2 separate regions of the Homo sapiens genome follow, and region 2 is linked to region 1. Evidence: chromatin contacts called from ENCODE Hi-C or POLR2A ChIA-PET data. All regions are on one chromosome and are shown on one strand. Each heading gives the region's core, a stretch centred on a gene start or an enhancer-like site at or near the end of the contact. The rest is flanking DNA. Distances are from core to core; before and after follow the strand shown. Region 1 holds the start of VPS54 (VPS54 subunit of GARP complex). Region 2 holds the start of LINC01800 (long intergenic non-protein coding RNA 1800).

The links. Hi-C counts contacts between places; a loop is a spot of excess contacts on that map. ChIA-PET counts read pairs that join two places held with the same protein, here RNA polymerase II (POLR2A). Pooled maps may share reads with other maps.
Region 2: a loop to region 1 is called in a pooled map of heart left ventricle, with 2.3 times the contacts of the local background. The contact joins the promoter of LINC01800 here to the promoter of VPS54 in region 1. A Hi-C loop is called at or near these places in 1 of 168 maps with a recorded cell type or tissue (ascending aorta), 3 of 37 single-sample maps with no recorded cell type and 7 of 50 pooled maps. POLR2A ChIA-PET finds 5 or more read pairs at or near these places in 4 of 52 experiments (BJ, PC-9, activated B cell and 1 more).

Annotation. Positions count from the first base shown.
Region 1 is chr2:64,016,807-64,024,498 of GRCh38, reverse strand. It overlaps VPS54 (VPS54 subunit of GARP complex), which reads left to right and starts at 5,071. Exons shown (of 23, transcript NM_016516.3): 1 at 5,071-5,561. RefSeq lists a silencer at 4,948-5,657 and an enhancer at 5,818-5,887.
Region 2 is chr2:64,859,401-64,867,092 of GRCh38, reverse strand. LINC01800 (long intergenic non-protein coding RNA 1800) reads left to right here and starts at 3,462. Exons shown (of 5, transcript NR_110224.1): 1 at 3,462-3,679. RefSeq lists silencers at 1,276-1,475, 6,984-7,187, 6,947-7,466, 7,504-7,692 and an enhancer at 6,437-6,656.

The sequences.
Region 1 (7,692 bases), core at 3,822-6,321:
CTGGGACTTCTAACAGACCAGGTTCAAAATAAAAAGAGATGAGGGAAAGAGGGGGAACAAAAGGAGAAAACTAACAAGTGTTTATTGAGTATTTCATGTTACCAGTTACTGTGTTAAAATGCTCATTTAATCCTTAAACTCTATTATTAGTCCCATTTTACATGGGAGAAAAATAAAGTGCAAAGAGCTTGTTTTCCCTCTTTGCAGATGAACAAGCTATGAGTTAGAGGCTGATAATAAAGTCACATAGCTAAAGTGTCACAGCCAAGTTTAAAGCCCAAGGTTGGCCAAACTCCAAAGCCTGTGGTATTAACTATAGGCTCGAGGGTAGCCCTTCATGATTGCTACCATCAAAGGCAACCATGATTGTTCACACTTTTTGTAATCCCCTCTCCTCAAGTGTGAGTGAAACTTGTGACCTGCTATAAACCTAGAAAATATGCTAGGATATCACTCCATTTGGCTAGCAGATTCACTTTAGAGACTTTAAAGACACTCCTCACTGGCTGATGAAGTAAACAGCTGTGTTAGGGAAACCCACAGGGTGAGGAACTGCAGGTGGCCTCTAAAATCTGAGGGCAGCCTTGAGCCAGCAAGGAGCCAGGGCTCTCAGTCTGTAAATGCAAGAAAATAAATGCTGCCAACAACCTGAAGGAGACTGGAAGCAGATTCTTCCTCAGTCAAGCTTTCAGATGACAATACAGGCTGATGGATGCTTTGATTGCAGCCTTGTGAAACCTTAAGCAAAGTTAAGTTGTGCTGAGACTCCTGACTCAAGAAACCATGACATAATAAACGTGTGTTGCTTTAAATTGCTAAATTGGCGATAATTTGTACATACCAATAGAAAACTAATATACCATAGTATCTTGGTTTTTCCCTATGCTTGGGGTGCAGTAAATTCTTAGTAGATTACAGCTGCTATTATTATAATAATCAAAATGGAAATCTGAAATATCGAGGTCAAGAAAAAAGTTAACAGAGAAATTTAACAGAGTTAAATAATTGCTTCCAAAGTAACCAAGCGGCTGGTGTAGAAGACAAAAAGATGATATGTTGAAGACTTGTATATTACTCCCAACAAGTATTGAGTACATTATCATCACCACATAAAATATTATAAATTTTCTAGTGGTGCTTATATCTACATTTAGCTTTAATATCTTACACCATACTCAAAGTAAACTGGAAAGTTTTCCTACATTAAGATAGTCCTATATTACCTATGAAGAAATATCAAAACACAGTTTCAGGTTAGAGTCATATTGTTATAAATTATCATTTATATTTTTATATACTATATATTAGCTGTATCAAAAATTGTAAAATTTTTTAAATTATAAAAACACATATAATTATATATTTATATATATAACATTTAAGAATAGCTCAAATATGATGCATAAAATAATTCAGGACATTATTGGATCCAAACCCTAATGAAACAATTACCAGCTTGACACCTTCAGTTCATTAGTGCATGTAAATCTTGCTTATCAAAGATAGCTTATTTATACTAAACACACAATATAATTACACATATTTAGCTGTAGAGTAGGTTAAGAATGTGGATGGGTTTCCATTGCATAGATTCAAGGTTTGCTATCACAGAAAAAAGAAGCTAGTGCTTCTATCTTACTAAATTGGAAAATTATTTTTCTCATTGTTCATTCTATCAGTGCCCCCTTTCCCCTCTGTATTTATATAGCACGGGAATGTATAGTTTCTATCAAATAAATCATTAGAAAGGCAATGTTCAGGCCGGACATGGTGGCTCACGCCTGTAATCCCAGCACTTGGGGAGGCCGAGGCGGGCAGATCGTGAGGTCAGGAGATCACGACCATCCTGGCTAACACGGTGAAACCCCGTCTCTACTAAAAATACAAAAAATTAGCCAGGCGTGGAGGCGGGCGCCTGTAGTCCCAGCTATATTGGGAGGCTGAGGCAGGAGAATGGTATGAACCTGGGAGGTGGAGCTTGCAGTGAGTCGAGATCGTGCCACTGCACTCTAGCCTGGGTGACAGAGCAAGACTCCATCTCAAAAAAAAAAAAAAGAAAGGCAGTGTTCAGTGATTGAGTAGCTATGTTAACCTTACTACTGCCACCTATACAAATATGCACAGAATACACAGTAAACATAAACATAGCCCTTTTATAGGTGTTATGGCATTAGAAAATTTGCCATTCTCCCTCTAATTAGAACATATAACCTTGATGGACTATCACTTTTCATGTGATTGGTCGGTAACAGATATAATAAATATGCCAAATACAGTGTTAGTGACATGGTAGCTAAATATTTTCTTCCTGATTCCTTTTTTTGAAGGCAATGATGGAATCTTAACTCCTATCCATTTCTTAATTTTGTATTAATTTCTTAATTTTCTATCATCTGTGCTTTCTGGAAATGTACACTAATAATATATCTATACCTATTTATTTGTGATTTGGCTTTTAGCTCTCATACTGACTGAAATGATTCAAGTGATAGCAAGTGAACATAGTAATTAATTTGAAATTTATCTAGGTTTAAATGAAATTGCTTGCCCAGTTTACACACTTTAAAAAAATTTTTGCAAACCTGATCATCAGCATTTACTTTCCTGTTTAGATTCAAGATTATGAATTGTTCTGTGGAAAAGTAAAAGTAAAAGTAAACATTGAGCTGGATCTCTGAAAGAACTAAGCACGACACTCAATGTGTATTTTCTTCCTATGGTATGTTATCAACAGATGGATAATGAGGAAGCAAACCAGACTGTCTTGTTCTAGTGTCTGGGAGACAACTGACGGCTATCATTTAGTCCAAGTGCCAAGTTGGAATCTTTTCTGGAACAAGGTGGGGTATAAACACAAATATTTTTTTAAAGGCCAAACCAGCCAGGCTTAAGGAAGTTTTTGAACTGTTGTTGACTTCCTGAGGGGGGTCAAAATATAAGAATTTGCTAAATCCAATTCCTAGCATAATCTATGAACTGATTCTAGACATAAAGAAAAATTATTTTCCTTTCTGGCCTTAGATAAAACTTGGTTAATCCTCTTGTTAATATTTTCACAGTATAAACACATCTTTTTTAATAAAAAATTTTTAAACTGACAAATAATAATTATATATATTTATAGGATCCAATGTGATGTTTTGATATATGTACACACTGTGGAATAACTAAACCAAGCTAATTAACATATCTTTCACCTCACCTACTTTTTTTTTTTTTTTTAAGAGATGGTGTCTGGCTATGTTGTCCAGGCTGGACTCAAACTGCTAGTTTCAAGGCATCCTTCCACTTCAGCTGAGACTACAAGTGTGGGCCACTGTACCCAGCTTATTTTTTTTATGGTGAGAACATTTAAAATGTACTCTTGGCTGGGCGTGGTGGCTCATGCCTGTAATCCCAGCACTTTGGGAGGCTGAGGCAGGTGGATCACGAGGTCAAGAGTTTGGAGACCAGCCTGGCAAATATGGTGAAACCCCGTCTCTACTAAAAATACAAAAATTAGCTGGGCGTGGTGGTGCGCGCCTGTAGTCCCAGCGGCTCGGGAGGCTGAGGCAGGAGAATTGCTTCAACCTGGGAGGCAGAGGTTGCAGTGAGCCAAGATCATGCCACTGCACTCTGGCCTGGGCAACAGAGCCAGACACAGTCTCAACAAAACAAAACAAAGAAAGTACTCTTTTAGCTATTCTGGAATATTAAATACATTGTTATTAACTGTGGTCATCGTGCTGTGCAATAGATCACTAAAATTTATTCCTCCTACCTGAAACTTTATACCCTTTGACTCACATTTCCCCTTTCCTCATCACCCTTTACCCCCCAGTCTTTGGTAACCACCATTCTACTCTGCTTCTATGTAAACTCATCTGGTTTTATAAGTGATCAGGGATTTAAGAGGACTTCACTCTTTTACAGTTAAATTTATTTCATATTGGGGAATGATTTTCTCACTTTGTTTCTTACATAATTTTAGAGGATTGAACTTAGAAAAATATAATGTAAGAGTTTTCTCTCAACTATTTTTGATGCTTCCTTACTTTTTGTCCTCTTTCCCCAACTTTAGCTCTTTGGTGGGGAAAATATTATTTCATAAAAGTTATGTTTGCAGTTTTCAAAGTGACTTCTTAGAAGTGAAACTTGGATCAACATTTTTTTCAACCCCCCAACTATAAGAGTTACATTTTCACTTTTGATTTGTTAAAACATACTATGTCTTATAAATGCTTGAAATTTATTTTTAGGCAAGAATTTCAACATTGAATAAAATCTTCCCAAAATTAAGTCACAAGCACTCAAAGGATTGAGGATCTTTTTCTTCCTAAAATATATGTGTGTGTGTGTGTGTGTGTGTGTCTTTATATTTATATACTAAGACCTTCCCTTTCTTGTGGACTGTGTTTTATTGGTTTAAAGTTGCAAGTCCTGTGAAACCAGGCTGAAGTCAGAATTAGAAGGTATTAATTATCATACACACTCCAAGTATCTCAGTCAAGTAACAGGAATAACTGATTACAGTGTCTGGGAGGAAGGCCTGGAACTTGGGGAAGACTTGGAGGGGAGGACTGGATGGGGAAAAGGCCTCAATAGAGAGAACTGGGTTGTTGCGGAGGGGTGACCTTTAACCTTTGGAAGGGCATTTACTAGGGAACAGCTGAAAAGCATTTACTTCGAGGGGGTGGGGGAGAGGAGGAATCTCGTGGAAGTATTTGCTTTAATAGGTCCCGGGTGATTTAGGGATGTTTCGAGTCGGTTGGTCTTGGGGGTGGCGAGGGCTACGCTGGAGGGGTCGCGTCCCAGTCCCGGGGAAGGCGGCAGGAGGTTTTCTGGGTGTTCCTGAAAACTGGGAGTTGGGGGGAAGGGTGGTGGGGAAAGTGGAATTCAGCGTGGATTTGTCTGCGTGTAGGACTATTAGAGGAGGCGCAGGGGAGCCACGCGGTGTATTCCCCGCCCCGAGAGAACTCTGGCTGCGCCTGCGACGGGCACGCCGGCCTGCGCCAAGGCCGCTTTCCCCAGGCGGCGGGCGCTCCCCCCGGCCCGGGCCGCGGCCCTCCCGCCCCGGCGGAGCCGCGCGGTGGATTGTGGGCTGGGGGCTGCGGCGGCCTCCGGCGCTGTCTCCCCGCACCCGACCGGGCCGAGCCGGCTGGGCCGGCGGGGTGAGGGAAAGCAGTGGAGTCGGGAGCAGAAGCGCTAGAGGCAGTGGTCGTGGCGCGGCGGCGGCGGCTCCCCTGGAGGCCGGGGATGTGGGAGAGGCGGTGGCAGCAGCGGCGGAGGCGGCGCTGCGGACCCGGGGGAAACTGCTGGCTGACAGGACACCCGGGAGAGACGTGAGGGAGCCGCCGCTGCCACCTCTCACCCCTGAGTGAAGCTGGGCTCGAGAGGGCGGCCCTGTGCTCCCCGGGCCGACTGGCCAGCGGGCGCGGGGCGGGGGCGGGAACCCGGGCTCGGGCCCGGCCGGGCGCCGGGCGGCGGCGGCCGTGGAGCAGCAGCCTCGGTGCGACGTGGAGGGCTGGAGGCGGCGGCGATGCACTAGGCCTCGCTCAGGGCGGCTGCCCCGGGACCCGCAGGTAGGTGTGCCCCGCGGCCCCCCGCGCGTCTCAGCCCACTCTCACCCCGACCTACAGCGGAGAGAGGGACCGAGACCCCACCCCCTCGGCTCTCCTCCCCAGCCCCAAACGGACCGAGTTTCGGTCACAGCTGACCGGCACTGAAGCTTCCATGCTCCTCTCCGCCACTTCCTTTTTTTTTTTTTTTTTTCCTTTTCACTCTCCCTCCGGGATCGGGGCTGGCAGCTGTGTTCCCTGCCTCCTGTCAGCGACCGCAAACGCCGCTCTTGCCCCTCTCTTATCTTTCCGGGATCCCAGCTCTGGAACTTCCATCACCCCCTTAGACGCTGCCCCCAAACTTTCCTTTTCTTTTTCCAGCCAGGCCCTTAGTCCTATTGGATTCTACTGGAATCGTTAAAACATTTGTTTGTTTTTCTCTCCGGGGAAGGCTAACCCAAAGAGTTACTCAGTATTTTGCATTTTGGCAATGTAGCTTGAAATAATTTGTGCAATAATTTTCTTCAGTTCTGCCTCCTTCCATCTCTGCATAGACAGAAAGGGCAGGCCCTCTCTGCCGTTTCTGCTCTCCCGTCGTTGACTTGGGAACTTTGGCTTGCCAATTATAATTAGCCGTTTGGTCTGTTCATGTGTTGAGTTCAAGATGGTATTTTTAGCATTTTGACTGACAGGCGTTTCAAAAAAAAATTTTTTTCTTCTAACCAGCTTTATTTTTTGGTCTTTATTGAGGCTCTTTCGAAGAATTAAATTGTTTGGACTGTTTTTGTTTTTAATTGGCTGTATTTCTGATTTGTCAAATCAAGGGCGGTCTTAATACTAAACGCCTTTAAGTAATACCGTGATAAATTACTTGTAGTATACCGAGAAATATTACTGCGATAACCTAAACTGCAGATTTTGATGTACATTCACTTTTATAAATCCGAAGGGGAGTTCTAATTGGAAAAAGCACCTTCAGAGCCTAAATGATTTCTAAGCAGTTAAATGATGGAACAGAGGGAATGATGGGATTTGTTTGACTGTATTTGTAGTGTAGTCAGAATCGGATTTCCTAGAAATGGATGTTGATGGTTCGTAGTGCTCATCATTGCTTATGATAGGTTACCAGTAGCTGTAATTGATAGTTGTTTGGGACGACAGTAGATGTTTGCGATTTTATTGTAATTTGGCTATTTTTAAATTATGTTCTGATAACTTAAGAATTATTACACTACCAATCTAAGAGGCAGTCTGAGGATCACTTTTTTAAATAAATGAAAAATGTTTTAATGGGTTTTTAAAATAAAGAATGCATCACAACCAAATCGTAAAGACTGTTTTGTTGTTGATATTCGTATATTTTGTTCTTGTAGAAGTATTGTTACTACAGCATTTGGCTTTCTGAAGTGTTTTTGAAATTAGAATTTAATACTAAAAGTTTACTAGGAAAAGGTGATTACTTTTGCATATGCTTATATTTTCTGGAAAGTTAAAATTGATTTCTGGATAAGATAATTTTTTGTGTCAGAATTAAAGTCAATTCCTATATAGCCCATGAAACGGCAAATTTTGCAGAATTTCTTCATCACACTCTTTTTTTTTGTTTCTTTTCTTTTTTTTTTTTTGAGACGGGGTCTTGCTCTGTTGCCCAGGCTGGAGTGCAGTGGCGCTATCTTGGCTCACCGCAACCTCCGCCTACCGGCTTCAAGTGATTCTTCTGCCTCAGTCTCCTGAGTAGCTGGGACTACAGGCGCCCCCACGCCTGGCTGATTTTTGTATTTTTAGTAGAGACGGGGGTTTCACCATATTAGCCAGGCTGGTCTTGAACTCCTGACCTTGTGATCCACCGGCCTCGGCCTCCCAGAGTGCTGGGATTAGAGGTGTGAGCCACCGCCCCGGCCCCGGCCCATCACACTCTTTTTTTTTTTTTTTTTTTTTTTAATCAACAAAAGTTAATTACAATTCCTCTTTCCTGCTCTTTGCTTTTTAAAAACTGCTTTATTGAGATAAAATTAACATACCATAAAATACACCCATTTAAGGTGTACCACTTGGCCGGGTTCAGTGGCTCACACCTGTAATCCCACCACTTTGGGAAGCCTAGTCAGGTAGATCACCTGAGGTCCAGAGTTCGAGACCAGCCTAGCCAACATGG
Region 2 (7,692 bases), core at 2,213-4,712, 840 kb before region 1:
CACCCCAGCTGACAGCCTGCCAACCACCAGATGTGTGAGGGAGGCCATCTTAAACCATCCGATGACCTGCCAGCTCACCACAAACACAGTGAGCCCAGCAGAGCCAAGCCAGAAGAACCGCCCAGCCGACCCACAGAGTCATGAGCAAATAAATGTTTATTGTTTTAAGCTACTGAGTGTAAGCCACTGGGTGGCTCGTTTTGTAGCAACAGATAACTGATACAGCAGGAGACACTTGAAAGAAGAGGAAGCTCTGGAGTTGGAGGCATTCCCACCGGACAGTATGGCTAAGTAGAAACCCTATGAGCAGGAAAAAGACGGATTCAGAGGACAAAGGGGAGAAGCGGGAAAGACCCTGCCTGGGTCCTTCAGAAACCCAGCACCCCTACTTCTGGCTTCTGCCAGATGGAGGAGTGGCAAGAGGAGAGAAATTCCAGATAGATGATGGGAAGCCGAAAGCAGGGGTTCTCTGCTGACTTTGGGAAGACAGTCCCCCCACCCCACCACCAGCACAAGGCAGCCGCCTCTTGACAGATTCAGTGGTGTTGCGTATTGTACAGAAAGGACTTGAGAGACTCTCTTGAACTTCCCCAGGACCCTGTGTGCTATGGAAGGGATCCAGATACTCCCACTGGGCTACTGCAATGATTGGGACTAGCGATAAGATGCTGTGAACCTCCAATCAAGCAGGATTGTGAGAATGGGAAGTAGAATGATTGGAGAAAGGTTTAGGATGCAAAGGGTAAGAAAACTTGGAGCAACTGAACTAGAGGGTCTGGCCACTGCGGGCGGGGCATCCTGAAGAAACACTGCTTGTCAGAGTACAAAAGGATGCCTGGACAACCAACAACAGGAATAAAAAAAAGATTAAACGCTGCTTATTAAACGCCATTACCATATAGTATGTACACATCATGGCGTAATCATGTCTCTTTGGTGACGTTGGTGATTTCTTGATGTAGCCTGCCATCTGCCCTTGTTTTAAGGGTTCCCCTTCCTTGAGGCATTTGCATTTTAAAAGGAATCAAAGCCTGCAGGTGAAGGGATGATGCTGGATTGGTAGAATTTCAGGCATTCATTGAAAATGGATCAAGGGTTTTCTTTTATGTTGGCTCCTTCCCTAGGTTCTTGACTTCGGCGCCAGCCACGAAACCACAGAAAGCATCCCCCAGGACCTTGGCGTTGGACTCCTTTCATTCCCTTCCTCCCAAAGTGTCCCACTGTTGCTCTGACTTGGGGGAGCAGGGGTCTCCCTGGCCCTCCCGGCTGCTCCCGGCTCAGGAGCGTGGGAGGTGAGGGGAGGTGAGGGGACACGGCCGGGGGCGGCTCGGTAGGGGCCCCGCGCGGCCGCCAGGGGGCGCTGCGCCGCCGCCGAGGCCGCGGCCGCCTGGGCGTGTGGCCTGGCGTGGGCACTTTTGTGTTGTTTAGATGCCAGCGTTCGCCGCTCACTCCTTTCTCAAACATGTTTCTAATTTACCCAGTATGTCTTCTACGGAAAAAAAACTTCAGGGAAAAAAGATGCATGCTTAACGTCAGTGCCAGGGTGGGCAAAAAGGGGTTTTGACACCAGATGCAGGTTTAGTTCCCGAACCCTCCGGGCCTGGGGTGAGCCGCCAGCAGGCCCCCTCCACAGCCGCTCCTCCCGCTGGGGACAGAGGCGCCTGGAAACGCACACGCCCGAACCCGGCCGCCCCGAGAGCCGCGCGTGGAGCCAGCACGCCCGCAGGCGCTCCTCCTGAAAACGGGTTCGGTTTCTGGCCGGGCAGGTTCAGAGCCGGTGCCCAAGGAGGGGAAGGACGACGCGGCACAGAACCTGGCGCGCCCACGGAGGGGGCCTAGCCTGGGCTTCTGGCCTTGCCCGGGCACTGCCGGCACTCCCGGGGAGCAGAGAGGCGGAGGGGGCACTGTCCGTGCGCCGGGGGCAGCCACCGGGCACAGGGCGGGGTGGGGGAGGTGCGGGAGGAGAGGAGAGCCAGAGTCCGGTCTGATGGGGGTCGGGGGGGACGTGGGAAGCAACAAGCCTGACGCCTGCAAATAGAAGTCATCAGGAAAGAGACCTCAAGGCCCATTTGACTGCTGGGAGGTCTCCGGGGTGGGGTCCTGGGGGGAGGAGTGTCTGATTGGCGGCTAGGTTCTGTTTTTCAGACCAGATTAAAAAAAAAAAAAATTCCCCTGTCGCCTGGGGAGATGTCTCAGTCACTTTTCTCCAGCAGGAAGCTGCTTCATGTTGGAGCCTCCTGGGATTGGCAGAGTTAAAAATCCTTTAACCCAGGATGCCTTGGGCCTTTTGTTCAGCCCTGACAATAGAATTGGGTGGAGGGGGCTGGGAAGGCAAGTAGCTGGGTTAGAGATGCATCCGTGGGGTGGGGGTATGGGGAAGCTTGTGTTCAGCCACTGGGTACATGAAAGCAACTGTGTGTGTGTGTGTGTGTGTGTGTGTGTGTGTGTGTGTGTGTGTGTGTGTGTCGGGGGAGGGTATAAGGGAGCCCAGGGACACTGGGGCACCAGCTCGTTAACACGTGTGTATGAATGCCGGCTGTGCGCTTGGCAAATCCTTAATTACACAGGGAGAACTTCCTGAACCGGGAACTCAGTATCGGTCCCTGAAAGGTTGGGTAATGGCTTCTTCTTGCATCTGGAATCCAAGGGGACCAATCTCTCTGGCTCCCCTGGGCTCTCAGATTCTTCTAGATGTCTTTGTCTTCTAAAATTCTGGGATCCCAAGGGAAGACACATAGTTAAGGACACTCAGAAATGCATACCTTTCAACCCTACTAATCATCCTAAAACCTGTGCTTTCAACATATCACGTCCTTGATCTGTAACCCTCAGGGGCACCCACGATCTCCAATGACTGGGAGTGATGGCATTTAAGTCTTTCCACCATGCAGAAGTTTCTTCCCTCATTCCCCATGAATTCTCTCCTGTAGCCAGCCTGGCCCCTCATAACCCCTTGGATATACTGTATCTTGAATTCTCCAGCCTTTCTGCAGTTGCCTTCCTGGGACATTCATTCCCATGTTCACAATCTAGCCAATTGTATCCCTTCTCTATTCAGTTCTAGCATCAGTCAGTCAATCAACAAGCATTTATTGAAAGTCCACTATGTACAAGACATGTTCTAGGCCCTGGTAATACATCAGAGACTGAGACAAATACCTGTTCTTAAGGATTTTATATTTTAATGGGAGAAACAGAGTAGACTCATGGCTCACGCCTATAATCCCAGGACTTTGGGAGGCCAAGGCAAGAGGATCACTTGAGGCCAGGAGCTCAAAACCAGCCTGGGCAGCAAGTGTCTTCTTTTGCCTCTGCAAAAGAAAATTAAAAATAACAAAAAAAGGAAGCTAAACTAGAGTATTGTGGTAGAGGGGTGTGTGTGTGTGCATGTGGGTGCATCCGTGTGTGTGGTAGGTTGATGGGTGCTGTTTTATTTAGCCAGGGAAGGTCTCTTTGAGGAGGTGGCATTCGAGACCTTCTGGGTGGGAAGGAGGCAGCCATGTGGTGATCTGGGGAAGAGTGCTGCAAGCAGAAAGGCAAGTAAAAACAAAAGCCCTGAGGCAGAAATGTGCTCCTTATGCTTAAGAAACACCGTGAAGGCCAACGTGGTTGGAGCAATGTGAGCAAGAAGAATAGAGGGGCCTTGGGAACATAGGTAGCTGAGTCCTCATGGATCAAGGTAAGAAGTGTGGGTTTTATTTTGTTGCAGTGGGAAGCCTTTGGAGGGTTAGAAGGTGGGGAGTGAAGAAAACAGTTAAGATACTATTGCAAAAGTCCTGGCAGGAGGAGATTTTAAAAACCACAGTTGTGGCTATGGAGATGGTGAGATGTGATACTGGTTTCTGGGTCAGTTTTGGAGGTGGGAATAGATAAGGCTTACTGATGATCTGACCCAGGACTAACTGGGTAGTCCTATGTTGGGGGTAGGAGGTGGATCCATAATTGTGTTTGGGCCATGCCAAGACCTATCAGACATCAGGTAAATATGTGTAGACAGCTTTGAGTCTGGAGTTCAGATTTAAATTTGAGAACCAGCATGTAGGTAGTCTTCAAAGCAGTAGGCCAGAATAATTCCACTTAGGGAGAGAGTCAAGAAAGAAGGTAGCAGATGGCTGAGACTGATGCCACTCCAACCTTTAGAGATCTGGTAGGGGAAAACCCAGCAGAGCAGACTGAGGAAGACAGCCCATGACACTGGAGGAAAACCAGAAGATGGTGATTACAAGGAACTCAGCAAAGGAAGTATTTTGAGAAAGAGGATGTATCAGTCTGCTATTGCTAGGTAACAAACAACCACAAAAATCTCAATGGCATAACAGTAAATATTTATTTGATTCACAAAGCTGTGAGTCAGCTGGAGGTTGGCTAGATGAGGCTGATGTTGGCTGGGCAGCTCTAAGCCACCGTTGGGCTGAGCCTGCTCTGCATACATGTCCCTCACTCTTTTTGTACCTGCAGGCCAGCTAGGGCACATTTTTCTCCCATGGTGATAATAGGCACAAAAAAGCAGGTGGAAACATAAAATGCCTCTAAAGACCTAGATTTGGAACTGGCACCATGTCACCTCCTCCTACATTCCATTGGCCAAAAGGGGTCATGCAGCCACGCCCAAAGTCAAGGGGCAAGAAAGTACAGTATAGTCTACATCTAGCGGGAGGGACTGCAGAGTCGGATTGAAGGGGATAGGGATAGAGTGAGGCAGGACAAGAAATAGGACCCATAATTCAGTCTTCCACAGAGAGAGTGGTCAAACGCATTCAGTGCCACTGACAGGCCAGATGAATAGAGGATGGTGAACTGGCCACCAATGTGACCTTAAGATGTCAGTCATTGGCATCCTTGATAAGAGCTATTAAAACAGACAACTAGGGCTAAAAGCCCAGTTGGAGTGGGTGGAAGTGAGAATGAGAAGTGTGGAGGTGGAGATGTCAGTGTGTAGACAACTCTTTCAGGAACAGTCACTCTAAAGAGGGGCAGAAACATGGTATAATAGCAAGAAGGGGATATGAGGCTAAGGCTTTAGAGCTTTTTAAGTCCCATTTAACTTCCATGGAAAGGCTCTGGTAGGAAGGAAGAAATTGATGAACACAACAGAAAGGGGATAATTGTGCTGGCAAAAGGGGATGGGGCCCAGGGCACAGATGGAGGGCTCGGCCATGGGTGGTGGGTGGAGAGAATGCAGAGCTATAGGCATTCTGGTGGCTTTGGAGGGAGGTAGGAAGATCCGGCAACAGATCGTACCTACTTTCTCTATGAAGGATAGTCTGAGGTTACAGTGAGAATGAAAGAGGAAGGGGAGTTGAGAATATGCAGAGAGAGGAGAAAGTGTGACATTATTGCACTGCGGAGAGGGAAAAGGAATTTTCTAAGTAACTGTAGTAGGATTGTCCAACAGTTCAAATGCCTGTTTGAAATTTATGGCCAGAAATTTGAATTGAGTCCATCCAGAGTAGCTGGCCGATTTTCTTTAGTGGTGTTCAATTGCTCAGGTGCAGGTGTGAAGTAAACAGTTTGATTTAACCACAGCTGGGTTTTCGCCCAGTGAATACAATGGAGAGAGACCAGAGCAAGGAAGGTAGGAGTGTTTGCCAGGGAGATTTTGTGTGCTGGAGCATGGAGTTTCAGTTCTCAGCTGGCTGAGAACGAAGGCCTGAGGGGAGAGATGTCATGAGAAAACAGGAGAGTCATGGAATAGAGGTCTGAGATGGGAAAATTGCTGAGTCCAAGAACTAAAGTAAGTGACCTGGAGGACTGATAGGTGAAGGGATCTCTGGATCTGAGAGTTTAGAGATGGTGTAGACATTCATGGTTCCAAGATCTAGCATATGACCAGGAGGCTGAGGCAGGGCAGGAGGAATATTCTGCTAGGGCTAAGGATATTAACAGTCTTAGAGATCGGAGTGTTGGGTGGGTCATCAGCATAGATGCTGAAGTCACCAAAAATGATGATATGAAAGGAGATAGAGCCTGATACTAAAATAATCAAGGGTTGGGGGAAGTGACTAGGAGGGTGACAGATGACATTAGGAGGGGTGATTTGTGGCTTTTTTAATTAAATATTTTTAATTTTTAATACTTTTTAGAGTAGTTTCAGATTCACAGCAAAATTGAGTGGAAAATCCAGAGTTCTATATATCCACCCTCCTGGGAGCAGTGTCCCCCACTATCAACATTCCCCACCAGCATTTGTTACAATTGATGAACCTAAGTGACACATTATCACCCCGAGTCCACAGTTTACATTGATGTGAATGCTTTATTCTTACTTTACATTACTTTTGCTGTTGTACATTCTGTAGGTTTGAACAAATGTATTATGACATTTATCCACCATTATAGTATCACATCTAGTAGTTTCGCTGTGCTAAGAGGCCGGGCTTTTGAAAGAGGAAGGAGAAACCGTTTAGAAACTTCAGTGATCAATGCGGAGTACATCTTCAGGCCCTGAGCTGCATAGCTGGAGGGAGAAAAGAGCCTCTACTGGAGAGGGCTATAGGGCAGCAGTGTCCTGGGGGCAGGTGGGCTTCTGGAAGAAGAAAGTGAGGGTCCTAGTTTTGGAGGAGCTTGAGAGTAGAGGCCTGGGGTAAGACTGGGGAGCGCAGGCAGGGTGGAGGCAGGGTTGGCTGCTGGGTGCTCAGCAGTGTGGGGTCGGGCATGTGTGCTGTGGTGAGTGGGGGCGGCTGGGGCAGGTGGCAGGCCCTGGAGGGAGGTGGCAGGTCGGATACCCTCACCTCGCCCTGTTGTGGAAGCTTTCCAGAAGACTTTGGGGAAAAACAGACTTCCCTTTCCAGGAACCCCTCTAAATTCGGTTGGTCGTGGTTCTCGGGGTTTATTATGTCCTTCCCGGTATCTCCAGCGTTCTTCTTCTCTGTGGATTTCTTATTTCCTCAATTAGACGAACGTTTGGGCAGGAACCCCAGCTCTACCATTTTACACCCGCTCAAGTGCAATACAGCACTTGACACATCATGTTTGTTGATTGCGTTGGATACAAGTGCGGTTTGGTTTCCCTTCCCGGCCAGGAATCCAAGAATGCACCCTCACCCCGCGGCTGCCTCCCGGGGCCAGCTGCCGTGCTGGTCCCCGGTAACCCGACGCCGGGCCGCTCCCCCTCCCGCCCCGGGGCTGCGGCCGCCAATGGACGCAGCCCGAGCCTCCGTCTGGGCCATGGGCCCCTCTCGGCGCCGCCCCCGCTGGGCTGGAGCGGGGGTGCCCGAGGCAAAGGGCCTGCAGGCGCGCGAGCACAAACCGGCTCCAGTTCCTAGCCCCTGCTCGCCTCCCTCTTCGTGTCCCGGCCCCGGCCCCGCCGGGACACCTCTGCCCCCTGCCTCGAGCCCAGGAGGCCAGGCTGCCGCCCCAGGGCGCCCGGGCAGTCGCAGACGGCGGCCTCCAGAGGGCCACGCCGGGGCCTCTCCCAGCCCGGGAGCCAAGACACTTGGCTCTGGCCTCTCTCCACCGTTTGATCTGCCCAGAGACCTTGGGCGGTCCGAGAGCCTCCGAGCCTCAGTCTCCTCATCTGTAGCTGGGGCTGGGCCCTGCGCACCTCTGAGTGGAGTGATGCAAGGGTGAAGGGTGTGAAAGTCTCCCTGTGTTGCCCAGGGGTCAAGGTCAAACCCAAGACACAGTGCCGCCAGCAGCTGCCCCGCCCGCAGCAGCTGCAGAACCGCAGCTCCTCCTGCCACCATCCAGGGA